2 separate regions of the Homo sapiens genome follow, and region 1 is linked to region 2. A link is a loop called in an ENCODE intact Hi-C map of the cell type or tissue named here. Cell type or tissue: ovary. All regions are shown on one strand.

The links. Peaks named below come from ENCODE experiments on the same cell type or tissue, not always from the same donor. Only the 100,000 strongest peaks of a DNase experiment are listed, where the experiment ranks them.
Region 1: it touches region 2 in a loop (4-fold over the local background); 46 of 110 quality-filtered maps call a loop at or near these places.

The regions. Positions count from the first base shown.
Region 1 is chr18:35,002,884-35,010,883 of GRCh38, reverse strand. It overlaps a transcript of MAPRE2 not described here. Among named protein-coding and RNA genes, the nearest start is that of MAPRE2, 35 kb to the left of the region's middle. In ovary, a CTCF peak has its summit at 4,694 (motif pointing left); no DNase peak of the experiment used is centred here.
Region 2 is chr18:35,351,677-35,359,676 of GRCh38, reverse strand. No RefSeq gene overlaps it. Among named protein-coding and RNA genes, the nearest start is that of ZNF24, 11 kb to the right of the region's middle. RefSeq lists enhancers at 2,969-3,501, 4,154-4,674 and a silencer at 4,333-4,512. In ovary, no CTCF peak of the experiment used is centred here; a DNase peak (open chromatin) is centred at 4,396; H3K4me3 peaks cover 236 bases.

The DNA of each region.
Region 1 (8,000 bases), 350 kb after region 2:
AGCCATATTTTCTTTATCTAACCATCTACCTCTCTATATTTATTTGACACATTATTTTAAGGTAAAACACAGAGAAAACAAGTGAATTCTTAAGTCTTACCAACACATCCATAGAACATGTAAGATAAGCTACTGAAGAAAAGGAGGAAAAGGAACCATAAAGAAAATCTCTAAACCTCTACTTAAGCCTAGTTAAGTAAAACTCAGAAATGAGAACGTTAATCTCTGCACCACAGTTTATAAATGTACCCTTATTCCATCATTTAATTCTCAGAAGTCTTATAAGGCAACTTGATGAATAAACAAAAGGAATCCCATGAAGAACCTGTAGCTCTAGGAGGGAAGGGGAAAGAAAATCAATATTTCAATATTTTCTGAGTGTCCATGATGCACCCAACAATTATGTTACCTCTAATTATTCTCACAACAAACAAGATGTATTACATCTCTACTTTGAAGATGAGAGTGGAGCTTAGTGAGGTCAAGCTATTTGTCCAGCTCACAAGCTGGTATGCAGTGGTACAATCACGGCTCACTGTAGCCTTGAACTCTTGGATTCAAGGGATCTGCCTGCTTCAGCCTCCTGAATAGCTGCAACTACAGACATGGGCCACCACACTGGCTAATTGTTTTTAATTTTTATTTATTTATTTTTTTTGTAGAGAGATGAGGTCTTGCTATATTGCCCAGGCTGGTCTTGAACCCCTGGCCTCAAGTGATCCTCCAGTGTCAGCCTCCAAAAGTGTTGGGATTACAGGCGTGACCTACCATGGTCTAAATTAAAATTTTAATTAAAAATTGTAAATTAAAAAATTGTTACTGTGGTGTGAGATGGGTAAAATTTATCTTATTGCTTTTATTATACAAGGGATGCTTAGGTTAATCTAGTCCTAATTCTTACTACCTCTATGGTTTAGATGAGGCAGGGCTAATTAAAGCAGTGACCATAGAACAAGAAGAATCAGAAGTGAAGGTTCTGGTGCTGTGGTAATGCCACTGTCTAACCCTAGAAAAGTCACTCAAACTCTCCTCACTCAAGAATGTTCATCTGTAAAATGAGATGTTGGATTAGATTATCAGTGAGGTTCCTTCCAGCTGTTTTAAAGACAAAACACAAATGAAACCCACAATTTTTAGTGATTTACTTCCATCATCATCTGGTGAGGGCCAAGTTGTAGGTCTCACCGATCCCAGGCCTATCCTCCGTGCATTCTCAGTAAATGTACTCATTTAGGGGACTGTCAATGCAGGCCAACTTTAATTGGAATGTTGGTCAGTACAAGTGCAATTACAAGAAACTTCAAGCTTCCAGAAGCAGATGTTCCCACAGATTCTGACACAATAACTGATGATGAAGGCTGTGCCTTACAAAAGAGAAGCCATGGAAAAGTTTCATTCCAGGGGAAACTCGCATTCATCCCTAACCTTGTGTATCTTCTGCCAGGCAAGCTAGCCTGCTTATCACCCTTATAATGATTTTTTAAAAAATATTCTTTACACTATTAGATAGTATGCTTTAAGAGCTCTGCCTTGGTCACCTCTATATCCCTAGCTTTTACCATAAAACTTGGCACAGAGTTGGTGATCAATACATGTTTATGGAATGAATAGCTAATCTCACCATCCCTGAGTATTCCACACCAACTCACCTTCATGGCTCAGCTCAGATGTCATCTCTACCTCCCCCTCCCCAAACTCCCATTATACTGTAACTGTATTTCTCCTATGGTGCATCTTATTTTCTTACTAAAGTCGTTTACATATATCTTAGTTCCCCAGTAAAGTCAAATGCTCTGAGATAGAAGCTATCTCTTGCTCACTATTGAAAAACTACAATACCTAGCTGATAGTAGGCACAAAATAAATGTAGAATGAGCACATCATTCATATATATATATGTACACACACACACGTGCATGCACACACACACACACCCCAAAACACTCAGCACAGTGCTTTACAGTTAGTAATCATTCAGTAAATACTATTGAATAAATTAAATGCTTTCTGAAAATGTTATGGTGAAACTAGTACCCTAAAACTATAAATGTTTGTAAATTATTCCAAATCTCTGGGAAAAATATAGTAAACTAGATTAAAAGTCATAAAAATGGTCTGTCCTTGACAGATAATCCCACTTCTGGGATTGTGACCTTAGAAAATAGATGAATAGACACAAACCAAACGAAACCAAACCAACAACAAGATCTGTATAAAAATTTAGCATAGCATTTTTTATAGTGAAAATGGGAAGATAGTAAGAATTAAAGCACATACTATGGCATGTTGATATAACATTATACTGCAATTCCAATAATAGTTCTGATGACCCATGAAAGTAAAAGATGCTGTGACTCACAGTAGGTAAAATACAAAGTTCACACTCATTATGATATGCACTGTGGAAAATTAGGAATGCCCGTGAGAAGACCAAATATGCAAAAATGGAAAAATAGTTATTTTAGGATGGTGTTGTTATGGGTGATTTTCTCCTCTAGGTTTTCTTTAAGTGTATTATGTTACTTTTCATTAATATAATAAAAAATTTGGTATAGTCGACATGAACTTTTCCTTAACGTGACTGATTATATTTCCCAAAGATAACTATTTAGTGAGGATCAAAGCATAAAATTAAATTGCCTACTAATGAGCTATTGCTTCAGTATTTAACACTAAGACTCAGGTGTCACCTGAGTCTTATACATCATGAGGTATAAAGTACAAGCATGTTGTGTGTGGTGCAGGAACAGATTTGGATGAGAAACAAGAAGTGACACCCAGTAAAGGAATCTCAGGAACCACTTAATAGCAGATAGGATTACTCATTCAAGGAAATGATCAATACAGCTTTCCCTAGGGGATTGGTTTCAGAACCTTCCTTCCCCCACAAGAATCCATTCATGCTCAAGTCCCCCAGTTGGCCCACTGAATCCAGCAATATGAAAAGCTGGCTGCCTTTGGCTTCATATACCGATGAATACTGTATTTTCAGTTTACTTTTGGTTGCGGATCTGGAATCCACGGATATGGAAGTTTGACTGCATTTATTGAAAAAAAAAAATCACTTATAAGTAAGCCCGTGCAGTTCAAACCCATGTTGTTCAAGGGTCAACTGTACTAGTTCCTGAAAGGGTTAAATAAAGGAGGGTGCAACCCAGAAGGGATATAGAGAGAAGGGAGAGGGACTAATGATGGTTCTCTCTTTGGTTCTCTGCCATCTCCTACCAACTTAACCCATCTCTGTTATCTATCATGGATGCGCAAATGATGGCCTGCAGGCCAAGTATAGTCCATTGCCTGTTTTTGTAAATAGCTTTACTGAACACAGCCAAGGCCATCTCTTTATGTGTTATCTTTGTCTGTTTTCACACTACAATGAGTTGAACAGTTTAGACTGAGACTTGTATGACCAGCAAGGCAAAAAATATTTACAATTTGGCTCTTTAAAAACACATTTGTCCCATACCCCCATATATAAGGAGATTTAGAAAGCAACACCCTATTTAGATAGTGGGCCACCTTTTCCTGTTACTTTTTCTTCACCAGCCTGGAAGATAGGATGATCATATAATTTATCATCCAAAATGAAACGTTTTGAGGGTGAAAGGCAGTGCTAACTAGACTATTTTCCAGGAACACAGACTTGAACCAGGATTGCCTCATACAGACCCGACATATGGACCACCTACTATAAGGGCTAGCAGTACAAGATCAGTTTTCAAAGGGCACTTATGATCCGCAGCTATAGACACAGAAAGCTTAGGTGGTTTCTCTTCCTGGTTCTTCCTATTTCTAATGCCCTCAGGTACCTTTCCACTGAGCCCTGTCCCAACTCTGTCCTAGAGCCTGCTCTGGCCCCTGAATATTCCAGCTGTTGGAACATCATGCAGGGTACCATATCTCCACTTTGTTTGCTTGTTTTAGATGGAGTCTTGCTCTGTCACCCAAGCTGGAGTGCAGTGGCACGATCTTGGCTCACTGCAACCTCTGCCTCCTGGGTTCAAGTGATTCTTGTGCCTCAGCCACCCGAGTAGCTGGTATTACAGGTATGCACCACAATGCCCAGCTAGTTTTTATATTTTTAGTAGAGACAGGGTTTTGCCATGTTGGCCAGAGTGGTCTTTAACTCCTAACCTCTGGTAATGTGCTCACCTCAGCCTACAAAAGTGCTCCATATTTCCACTTTCACTAGAGCAACAGGAGAAAACATCTATTCTTCCACACTAAATAAACTAATTGTTCCAAGTCAATACAGTGAATTTTATACCTGCAAATTTTAATATCAAGACAACTTCTTAAAATGCTATTAAGTGGAAGAATTTCAGTTTCTCTTCTCAAATATTTAAAAAGTGACCACCAGTCATAGCATTTATTACAATGAGGCCCCAAAACAAATATGGTATATTATTCATGATTTGAGCTTTTAATAGTCACCATTACTGTTTAGAGAATTACTATTCAAGAATGAGGTTTCTAATTTTATCATTCCAGAATTTTTTTTTGAAAGAAGAAAACACATACGTCCCCACACACTTTTTTTTTAAGTAAAAATGTTTGATGCTGTGGAGAAATAGGAGTAAAATAAAAGATGTTTAGAGTACCTTTGATGAAATATAGGATGTTACACCACACTTTGTGAGACTATTCTGTGTGAACAATAATAGCTTGTAGCTTGGGACCTCTCTGAATGGCTTTCCAAACATTGCCATCTGGTGGAATTTCAGTTAATTGTTCCTTTGTTCTAAGGGCTCCTGGAGGTGACTCTTGAAGACATTACTTACAGAGACTTAGAGTAATAGTTCGAAATAACTGAAGGTCAAAATGATTGCATCTCAAAGACAAATCCCAGACAGAAAAAAATGAGGCTTTCCAGGTTCGTCATCTCTGTCACAGACATGCTCGCACGCTCGCACGCTCTCACTCTGTCTCTCTTTCTGCCTCTCAAAGCCAACAGAGTGGCTTTCTTGATTCTTAACAATATCAAATAAAAATCATTTATTTATAAATAGCGATGTCATGAGTTCATTTTGACCATATCTTGATATTCTACCCTCCCCACCTATCATAAGATTTTTCAAAATTAAACTTTAATTAATTGGCTTGACCATTTTTGGAGGAATTACTAATAGCAATTAATTAGCCCTTCGTACACTTGGGAAATGGAATTTGATTTGAAAAATAGTGTTTTAAAAGAGCATATTTACTCAAATATCGGCTTTAATTGTGTACTGGAATTTTGAAAATAAATTTGTTACAATGACAATATTACTACTCACTTTAAATTAATTTTTAAGCAAGGAGTCATGCAACGTAATTTATATAAACCTTACCTTGAGCATCCAGGCTTTCTCCCTGGCTGTTGAAATGAACTGTTCCTCTGGGAAACAGGACACTGGGATAGTAAAAATGGAAGAAAAAAAGAGTGCAAGCATTTAATATGATGAAAATATGGAAGCAAAGAGTTATAATTTAGTTTAGTGGGTGTGGCCAGCAATGGAAAAAATTAAAGAAAAAATACACGCCAAATATCCAAAAGTCAATCAATCTTACCATATGAAAGTGATTAAGTCAGCCAGACAATAGAATTATACTCTCAATATATATTATTAGATCAATTCTTATATTGATTAATAGTTGATAAAAATTTAGTATAATGTCAGTCCTATGAAAATATTTTTTCTTTTGTTTTTCCCCTGCCCTGATAGTCTGATGTGACGGGAATCATGTCGGCGGATAACCCCAAGGAGCAGTGCCTCTAGTGGGGTATCAAATACCAACATCAATTAAAGTACTGAATTCCCCAAACTTAGGTTTAACCAGGTTTTATATTTAGTATCAACACAGGCTTTTTCTAGTCAAAAAGATTTTTAATTTCAACAGGATAAGCATTATAAACGACTTTAAAATGTACATACCAATAAGCAGTAATTTAGTAATTTACTTTCTTTTCTTTTTTTTTTTTTTTGGAGATGGAGTCTCGCTCTGTCGCCCAGGCTGGAGTGCAGTGGCGCGATCTCGGCTCACTGCAGGCTCTGCCTCCTGGGCTCACGCCATTCTCCTTCCTCAGCCTCCCGAGTAGCTGGGACTACAGGCGCCCGCCACCATGCCCGGCTAATTTTTCTGTATTTTTAGTAGAGACGGTGTTTCACCGTGTTAGCCAGGGTGGTCTCGATCTCCTGACCTCGCGATCCGCCTGCCTTGGCTTCCCAAAGTGCTGGGATTACAGGCGTAAGCCACCGTGCACAGCCAATTGACTTTCTTTATATGAATTACCTATTTATTTTCAAAATATGCTTTGACTAAATGAGGCAGTAAGACAGTAAACTGATGAGGGACAAATCCAATTCTGGAGGCTAAGAAATGGAGGAGTCTGAGTTTGCTTTGAGAATCAAGTGTTTGGGGGATGAACGGTTACGGAGGAGGTTGCTATGTTTCAACTGGATGCTGCTATGAATGACCTGACTTGCATATACATATGAGCCTTAACTCTCTTCCCCACTTTCCACCTAAGCCCTACATTGCTCTTCTGTGTTTTCTATGACCATTTCAGAAATGACTTGGTGTTTATTTAGCTTAAAATCATTGTGTAAAAATAAAATATTTGTGATAGATCCAACATGATGTGATTATTCCGAGACACAGGTCTGGAGATGTTGCTGGTAGAATTATTATTTTTTTTAATTAAAAGGGAGGAGGTGGCATTTTATAGTTTTTCTCTAAGGGAAAAAGGAGATGTTTAGTTAAAAAAAGGTGAAAAACAAAATGGCAAGAGTCAAGAGAATAAAAGTAAAGGTGACAACTGAATTGTTATACTACTCAGTGAAGGATCTCAAAAATAATTAATAAACTTGGGCTTGTTTAAAAATCAGAAAACTTAACATGAATGGTGTACATAGTGTCAATAACTAAATTAAGATATATTGACTACAATCTAAGTTTTTTCCTTCAGATACAATAAGTTGAATTTCCTTACATATTTTGCAGCAGAATTTAATTTTACGAATACGTTATATCTTTCTACAACTGAATGATAGTTGATAAACCTAAATTCAGATTTTAACAATATTGGTTCCCATCCATGTCAGTTTCTATTCTTAAGTCCTTCAATTTTCCAGAAAGTTCAACTGAATCAGAATGAAATTTTCATTTATCTACTTTATTTAATAGTACCCAGTAGCTGTGCAAGCCACTGGCCACCAAGCTACGAAGCAGGAACATAAGGTTTCTAGTTTATCTATAAAGCAGATAATTAGCCCTTAGAAAATTCAGAATTGTCTGTATACAATTGGCCTTTTTCTATTTTCTGACAACGGTCCATTGCTAGGTTTTCCAGCAGCCGCAATGGATCAGTTTGGAGAAGAATGACATTATTTATTGAACACCTTATGCACCAGTCATTTCACATATTTTATCTAATTTAATCCTCAAAACTATCTTATTATAAATGAAGAAACAGAGGCTCAGAGTAGTGGGGCAATTTGCCCAATATCATGCAGCTAGAAAGGGATAGATTTTAATTGAGTCTGGCAGACCAGTATCTATCTCCTTTCTCTTTCATCTGTATGTCCACACTAAAATACCTTAATAGCAGTCATTTGACATAGATTCGAAATACCTGGAGAGCTTTCACTCCATCATCATAAGTTCAGGACCTAGCATGTGGTAGGTGCTCAAGAAGTCCCAGCCTTGCAAGGATAGAAGTCTAGCCTTCCCATGCAGCCTTTGCTTGTGGGGATAGGAGTGAGGCAAAGCTTGCTCCTGCTGTGTTTGGCAGGAGTAGAGCTCTCATTGTCTGCAAGTCTCACACTTTACGTAAAAACGAACTCAAAATGGATCATGGCATAAATGTGAAATGTAAGACTACAAAACTTATAGAAAAAACAAAAAACAGGAGAAAATCTTTAGGATCGGGGCTGGCAAACTGTTCTCAGCCTTGACACCAAAAACACAATCTGGAAGAGGAAAAATTGGTAAATTGGACTTCATCAAAATTAAAAACT
Region 2 (8,000 bases):
GAAAATCCGACGTTCAACTCACCTGGCTGCCACTTCCAGAGCCCCTGGAACTCTGGCCTAAGGCTCTCTGACTGACTCCTTCCCAGATCTTCTCGGCTTAGCAGATGAAGACTGACACTACCCAATCGCCTTGGAAGCCTACAGGACCATCACAGACACTCTGGGTAACTATCACAGTGGAGGGTAAGTCCATCCCCTTCTTAATACGGAGGCAACCCACTCCACATTACCTTCTTTTCAAAGGCCTGTTTCCCTTGCCTCCATAACTGTTGTAGGTATTGACGGCCAGGCTTCTAAACCTCTTAAAACTCCCTAATTCTGGTGCCAACTTAGACAATACTCTTTTAAGCACTCCTTTTTAGTTATCCCCACCTGCCCAGTTCCCTTATTAGGCCGAGACACTTTAACTAAATTATCTGCTTCCCTGACTGTGCCTGGACTACAGCCACACCTCATTGCCACCTTTTCCCCCAGTTCAAAACCTCCTTCACATCCTCCCCTTGTATCTCCCCACCTTAACCCACAAGTATGATACCTCTACTCCCTCCTTGGTGACCGATCATGCACCCCTTACCATCCCATTAAAACCTAATCAACCTTACCCCGATGAATGCCAATATCCCATCCCACAGCACACTTTAAAAGGATTAAAGCCTGTTATCACTCACCTGTTACAGCATGGCCTTTTAAAGCCTAGAAACTCTCCTTACAATTCCCCCATTTTACCTGTCCTAGAACCAAACAAGCCTTACTGGTTAGTTCAGGATCTGCGCCTTATCAACCAAATTGTTTTGCCTATCCACCCCATGGTGCCAAACCCATATACTCTCCTATCCTCAATACCTCCCTCCACAACCCATTATTCTGTTCTGGATCTCAAACATGCTTTCTTTACTATTCCTTTGCACCCTTCATCCCAGCCTCTCTTCACTTTCACTTGCACTGACCTTGACACCCATTAGGCTCAGCAAATTACCTGCAAGAATTCACAGACAGCCCCCATTATTTCAGTCAAGCCCAAATTTCTTCCTCATCTGTTACCTATCTCGGCATAATTCTCATAAAAACACACGTGCTCTCCCTGCTGATCGTGTCCAGCTGATCTCTCAAACCCCAACACCTTCTACAAAACAACAATTCCTTTCCTTCCTAGGCATGGTTAGATACTTTCAACTTTAGATACCTGGTTTTGCCATCCTAACAAAACCACTATATAAATTCACAAAAGGAAACCTAGCTGACCCCATAGATCCTAAATCCTTTCCCCACTCCTCTTTCCGTTCCTTGAAGACAGCTTTAGAGACTGCCCCCACCTAGCTCTCCCTGACTCATCCCAACCATTTTCATTACCCACAGCCAAAGTGCAGGACTGTGCAGTCAGAATTCTTACACAAGAACCAAGACCGTGCCCTGTAGCCTTTTTATCCAAACAACTTGACCTTACTGTTTTGCCTAGCCCTCAAGTTCTGCATGCGGTGGCTGCCGCCGCCCTAATACTTTTAGAGGCCCTTAAAATCACAAACTATGCTCAATTCACTCTCTACAGTTCTCATAACTTCCAAAATCTATTTTCTTCTTCACACCTGACACATATACTTTCTGCTCCCCAGCTCCTTCAGCTGTACTCACTCTTTGTTGAGTCTCCCACAGTTACCATTTTTCCTGGCCCGGACTTCAGTCCGGCCTCCCACATTATTCCTGATGCTACACCTGACCCCCATAACTGTATCTCTCTGATCCAACTGACATTCACCCCATTTCCCCATATTTCCTTCTTTCCTGTTCCTCACCCTGATCACACTTGGTTTATTGATGGCAGTTCCACCAGGCCTAATCGCTACACACCAACAAAGGCAGGCTATGCTATAGTAAAAGCCACTAGCCCGCCTCTTAGAACCTCTCATTTCCTTTCCATCGTGGAAATCTATCCTCAAGGAAGTAACTTCTCAGTGTTCCATCTGCTATTCTACTACTTCTCAGGGATTATTCAGGCCCCCTCCCTTCCCTACACATCAAGCTCGAGGATTTGTCCCCACCCAGGACTGGCAAATTGGCTTTACTCAACATGCCCCGAGTCAGATGACTAAAATACCTCTTAGTCTAGGTAGATACTTTCACTGGATAGGTAGAGGCCTTTCCTACAGGGTCTGAGAATGCCACCGCAGTCATTTCTTCCCTTCTGTCAGACATAATTCCTCAGTTTAGCCTTCCCACCTCTATACAGTCTGATAACAGACCAACCTTTATTAGTCAAATCAGCGAAGCATTTTTTCAGGCTCTTAGTATTCAGTGAAACCTTTATATCCCTTATGGTCCTCAGTTTTCAGGAAAAGTAGAATGGACTAAAGATCTTTTAAACACACACTTCATCAAGCTCAGCCACCAACTTAAAAAGGACTGGACAATACTTTTACCACTTTTCCTTCTCAGAATTCAGGCCTGTCCTCACAATGCTGCAGGGTACAGCCCATTTGAGCTCCTGTATAGATGCTCCTTTTTATTAGGCCCCAGTCTCATCCCAGACACCAGACCAACTTGGCCTGTGCCCCAAAAAACTTGTCATCCCTACTATTTTCTGTCTAGTCATACTCTTATTCTCCGTTCTCAACTACTCATACATGCCCTGCTCTTGTTTACACTGCCGGTTTACACTGTTTCTCCAAGGCATCACAGCTGATATCTCCTGGTGCTATCCCCAAACTGCCACTCTTAACTCTTAAAGTAAATAAATAATCTTTGCTGGCAAGGCTATGCTGAACCTCTTTAGGCACTCTCTAATTAGATGTCCTAAGTCCTCCCAATTCTTAGTCCTTTAATACCTGTATTTCTCCTTCTATTATTCCGTTTAGTTTTTCAATTCATACAAAACCGTATCCAGGCCATCACCAATAATTCTACACGAAAATGTTTCTTCTAACAACCTCACAATATCACCCCTTACCACAAAATCTTCCTTCGGCTTAATCTCTCCCACTCTAGGTTCCCACGCTGCCCCTAATCCCGCTTGAAGCAGCCCTGAGAAACATCGCCCATTATCTCTCCATACCACCCCCCAAAATTTTCACCATCTCAACATTTTACTGCTATCTAGTTTTATTTTTCGTATTAATATAAGAAGACAGGAATGTCAGGCCTCTGAGCCCAAGCTAAGCCATCATATCCCCTGTGACCTGCACGTACACATCCAGATGGCCAGTTCCTGCCTTAACTGATGACATTCCACCACAAAAGAAGTGAAAATGGCCTGTTCCTGCCTTAACTGATGACATTATCTTGTGAAATTCCTTCTCCTGGCTCATCCTGGCTCAAAAGCTCCCCTACTGAGCACCTTGTGACCCCCACACCTGCCTGCCAGAGAACAAGTCCCCTTTGACTGTAATTTCCCTTTACCTACCCAAATCCTATAAAATGGCCCCACCCCTATCTCCCTTCGCTGACTCTCTTTTCGGACTCAGCCCACCTGCACCCAGGTGAAAGAAACAGCCTTGTTGCTCACACAAAGTCTGTTTGGTGGTTTCTTCACACAGATGCGCACGAAATTCCCCACTTGGCATCTCTTTGCTTATACTCAAAGGCAGCCTGAAACCCAGAAGTGCACACCGAAAATGAATAGAAAGTTCCAAGATAAGAGTTCTGTCTCTGGCCTAAGGAATTGTACACTTAAAATGGTTAAAATGATCAATTTTCATGTTACATATATTTTACCACAATGAAAAAGAAAAGTATTGGAAGAAACAAATTGAAGCTGCTTTAAAAAAAAATCCCTGCCCTAATAAAGTTTGGAGTGGGAAAGGGGGATTCTAAGGGTCAGAGAGAATGGGAAAATCCCACATACAGTATTCTTTGCTTTATTTCCCTTCTCTTCTACCCCAGTCTTCAGGGAATAGTATGGCAGTAGCATTGGCGTCAGCAGCATTGCAATGGCAGTAGTCTTTTGGAAGGCATTTAATTAAATTAATTTATTTAATGATCTATTTATTTTAGAGACAGGGCCTCACTCTGTCACCCAGGCTGTGGGAAGGCACTTTAAGCTCAGAGGGAGATGAACACTTTGTTCTGAACAGAGTTGCTTTGGTCCCAGAAGCATGGAGCAAATCCCCATTGCTTTTATTTTCTCTGTGTCCTCTGGCTGCTTGGACCAGGATGCGGAATGCAGCTGGGAGAAGTAAACAGCAGAACTAAACCAGGAAACTAAAACCCCAGCTTTCTAACTGAAGAACTGGTAAGACAGACCCCAGGGAGCCAGAAAAGTGATAAAGTTATTGCAAAGAAGATGGAGATCAAGTGAGATCCCCTAAAGTTTTGTATGAGCGCTGTCTGCTTGCCTCTAAACTGCGCATGTGTGAAGCTGACCCTAACTGGCACATCACAGGCATTGAGAACTGAGCTACAAGATAGACTACCGCTTAGGCCCCAGATTGGCCACTGGGTGGCAGACACAAAGACCCAAATTGAACTGGAAATGTGTGAAACCTGAACTGACATTGGAACTACAGCCCACACAATGCAGATCAGAACTTGCAACCTGACCCTAACTAGGGCAGTTGACTGTTAAAGAAAAACATCAACATTCTCCTTATGACTTAAATAATGCCCAGGATCTGACAGCATAATATTGAAAATGTGCAGGATACAATGCAAAATTACTAGGCACAGAAAGAACCAGGAATATCTCCACTTGCAAGAGAAAAAAAAATCAAGTGATGCCAACACCTAGATGATACAGACATTAGGGTTCACAGAAAAAACTTTAAGGCAAGTTTTATAACCATGCTTTGAAAGTAAGGGTGAATGAATGGAAGGATATATATCAGGAAAGAAATGGAAGATATAGAGAGGAAATGAATGGAAATTTTTGAAGTGAAAAATACAACAATCAAAATAAAATATTCACCTGATGGGTTCAATAGGGAAACGGAGATGACAGAGGAAATAGTGATAAATCAATAGAAATTACTGAATCTAAATGACACAGACAGTAAAAGACCGACAAACAAAAAAAGGACAGTACAAGAAAACTACAATCCAATATCCTTCACAGACGTAGGCACAAAACTCCTCAACAAAATACTAGCAAATTTAATTCAGCAATGTATAGAAAGGATAAAACATCATGACCAAGAGGGTTTATCCCAGAACTGTAAGGTTGACTCAGTACTCAAAAATCAGTGAAGCTAATTTACCATATTAATAGTCTCAACAGGAAAAACCACATGGTCATATCAATTGATGCAGGAAAAGTATTTGACAAAATTCACATCCATTTATGAAAAGAATAGAAGGAGGCTTCTTCAAACTTGTAAAGGTTATCTACTAAAAATCTAGAGTTAATATAACACTTAATTATGAAAGGCCGAATGTTTTTCTCCTTAAGACTGAGAACAAAAAAAGGGATGTCTACTCTGCACTCCTATTCAACATTGTAATTGAAGTCCTAACCAGTACAATAAGGCAAGATATGAAAATTATGCACAGCTTGGCATGGTGGTTCACACCTATAATCCCAGCACTTTGGGATGTCAAGACAGGAGGATCACTTAAGGCCAGGAATTTGAGACCAGCCTGGCAACATAGCAAGACCTCATTTCTACAAAAATTTTTAAAAAGCCAGATGTGGTAGCAACACCTGTAGTGCCAGTTACTCAGGAAGCTGAGGTGGGAGGATCACTTGAGCCCAGGAGGTTGAGGCTGCAGTAAGCCATGATCACGCCATAGTACTGCAGCCTGGGTGACAAAACGAGACCCTGTCTCTAATTTTAAAAATTAAAAAAGAAAGTTATGCAGGCTATTTATTTTAAAAATAAGTGCTCCCAATTTGCAGGTAACTTGAACATCTACCTAAAAAATCCCACTGAATCTATAAAAAACTTCCTAATAATAATAAGGGAGTATAGCAAGATTGTAAAATATAACGTTGTCTTAGTGAGTTTGGGGTCCTATAACAAAAATACCATAAGCTGAGTGGTTTAAACAACAGAAATTTATTTCTGTACAGGAAGCATGATGGTAGCATCTGTTTGGCTTCTGGGGAGGCCTCAGGAAACTTACAATCATGGTGTAAGATGAAGGGGAAGCAGGTACCTCTTACATGGCTGGAGCAGGTGCAAGAGAGAGGTGGGGAGGTGCTACACACTTTTAAATAACCAGATCCCTTGAGAACTCTATCACAAGAAAAGCACCAAGGGGGATGGTGTTAAATCATTCGTGAGAACTCACCCCCATGATCCAATCAATCACCTCCCACCAGGCCCCACCTCCAATATTGGGGAACACAATTTGACATAAGATTTGGGCAGGGACACAGAACAAAACTCTATCATTCTGCTCCTGGCCCCTCCCAAATCTCATGTCCATCTCACACTGCAAAATACAACCATGTCTTCCCAACAGTCCCCAAAGTCTTAACTCATTCCAGCATTAACTCAAAAGTCCAAAGTCTCATTTGAGACAAGGTTAGACCGTTTCACCTATAAGCCTGTAAAATAACTAGTTACAACCAAGATACAATGAAGGTATAGGCATAGGGTAAATACTCCTATTCCAAAAGGGAGAAGCCCACCAAAAGAAAGGGGCTACAGGTGCTGTGCAAGCCCCAAATCCAGCAGAGCAATCATTAAATCTTAAAGTGCCAAAATAATCTCTGTTGAATCCATGTCCCACACCCAGGGCATGCTGATGCAATGGGTAGACTCCTAAGGCCTTGGACAGCTCCACCCTGTGGCTTTGCAGGATTCAGCCCCTATAGCTGTTCTCAAGGATTGACACTGAGTGCCTGTGGCTTTTCCAAGTGCAGGGTGCAAGCTGCTGGTGGATCTGCCATTCCCCCACTAAGCAGTGCCCCAGTGGGAGTCTGTATGGGGGCTCCAATCCCACATTTCCCCTTTGCACTGCCCTAGTACAGGTTCTCCATGAGGGATCCACCCCTGCAACAAGCCTCTGCCTGGACCTCCAGGCTTTTCCATACATCCTCTGAAGTCTAGGTGGAGGCTCCAAAATCTCAACTCTTGCACTCTGCATTCCCACAGGCTTAACACCATGTGGAAGCTGCCAAGTCTTATGGCTTGCACTCTCTGGAGCAGTGGCCCAAGCTGTATCTGGGCCCCTATATGACGTGGCTGGAGTTGGAGTGGCTGGGATGCAGGGAACAGTGTCCCAACGCTGTGTAGGGCAGCAGGGCCCTGGTCCTGGCCCAGGAAACCATTCTATCCTCCTAGGCCTCCAGGCCCATGATGGGAGGGGCTACCACAAAGGTCTCTGAAATGCCTTCCAGGCCTTTTCCCCATTGTCTTGGCTATTAGCACTTGGCTCCTTTATACTTATGCAAATTTCTGCAGCCTGCTTGAATTCCTCCCATGAAAATGGGCTTTTCTTTTCTACAACATTGCCAGGCTACAAATTTTCCAAACTTCTACCCTCTGCTTCCCTTTTAAATGTAAGTTCCACTTTCAGCTAATTTATTTGCTCGTGCATATGAGCATAGGTTGTTAGAAGCAGCCAGGCCACATCATGAATGCTTTGCTGCTTAGACATCTCTTCCACCAGATACCCCAAATCATCATTCTCAAGTTCAAAATTTCACAGATCCCTAGAGCAGGGCACTATGCAGCCAGGCTCTTTGCTAAAGCATAGCAAAAGTGATCTTTACTCCATTTCCCAATAAGTTTCTCATCTTCATCTGAGACCTCCTCAGCCTGGACTTCACTATTCATATCACTGTCGGCCTTTTGGTCAACAAGTCTCTAGGAAGACTTCAACAAGCCTCTAGAAATTTCCAAACTTTCCCTCATCTTCCTGTCTTCTTCTGAGCCCTCTAATCTCTTCCAACCTCTTCCCATTACCCAGTTCCAAAGCTGCTTCCACATTTTCAGGTATCTTTATAGCAATGCCCCACTCCTCAGTACCAATTTTCAGTATTAGTCCATTCTCACATTGCTATAAATAAATACCTGAGACTGGGTAATTTATAAAGAAAAGAGATTAATTGGCTTTTGGTTCTCTAA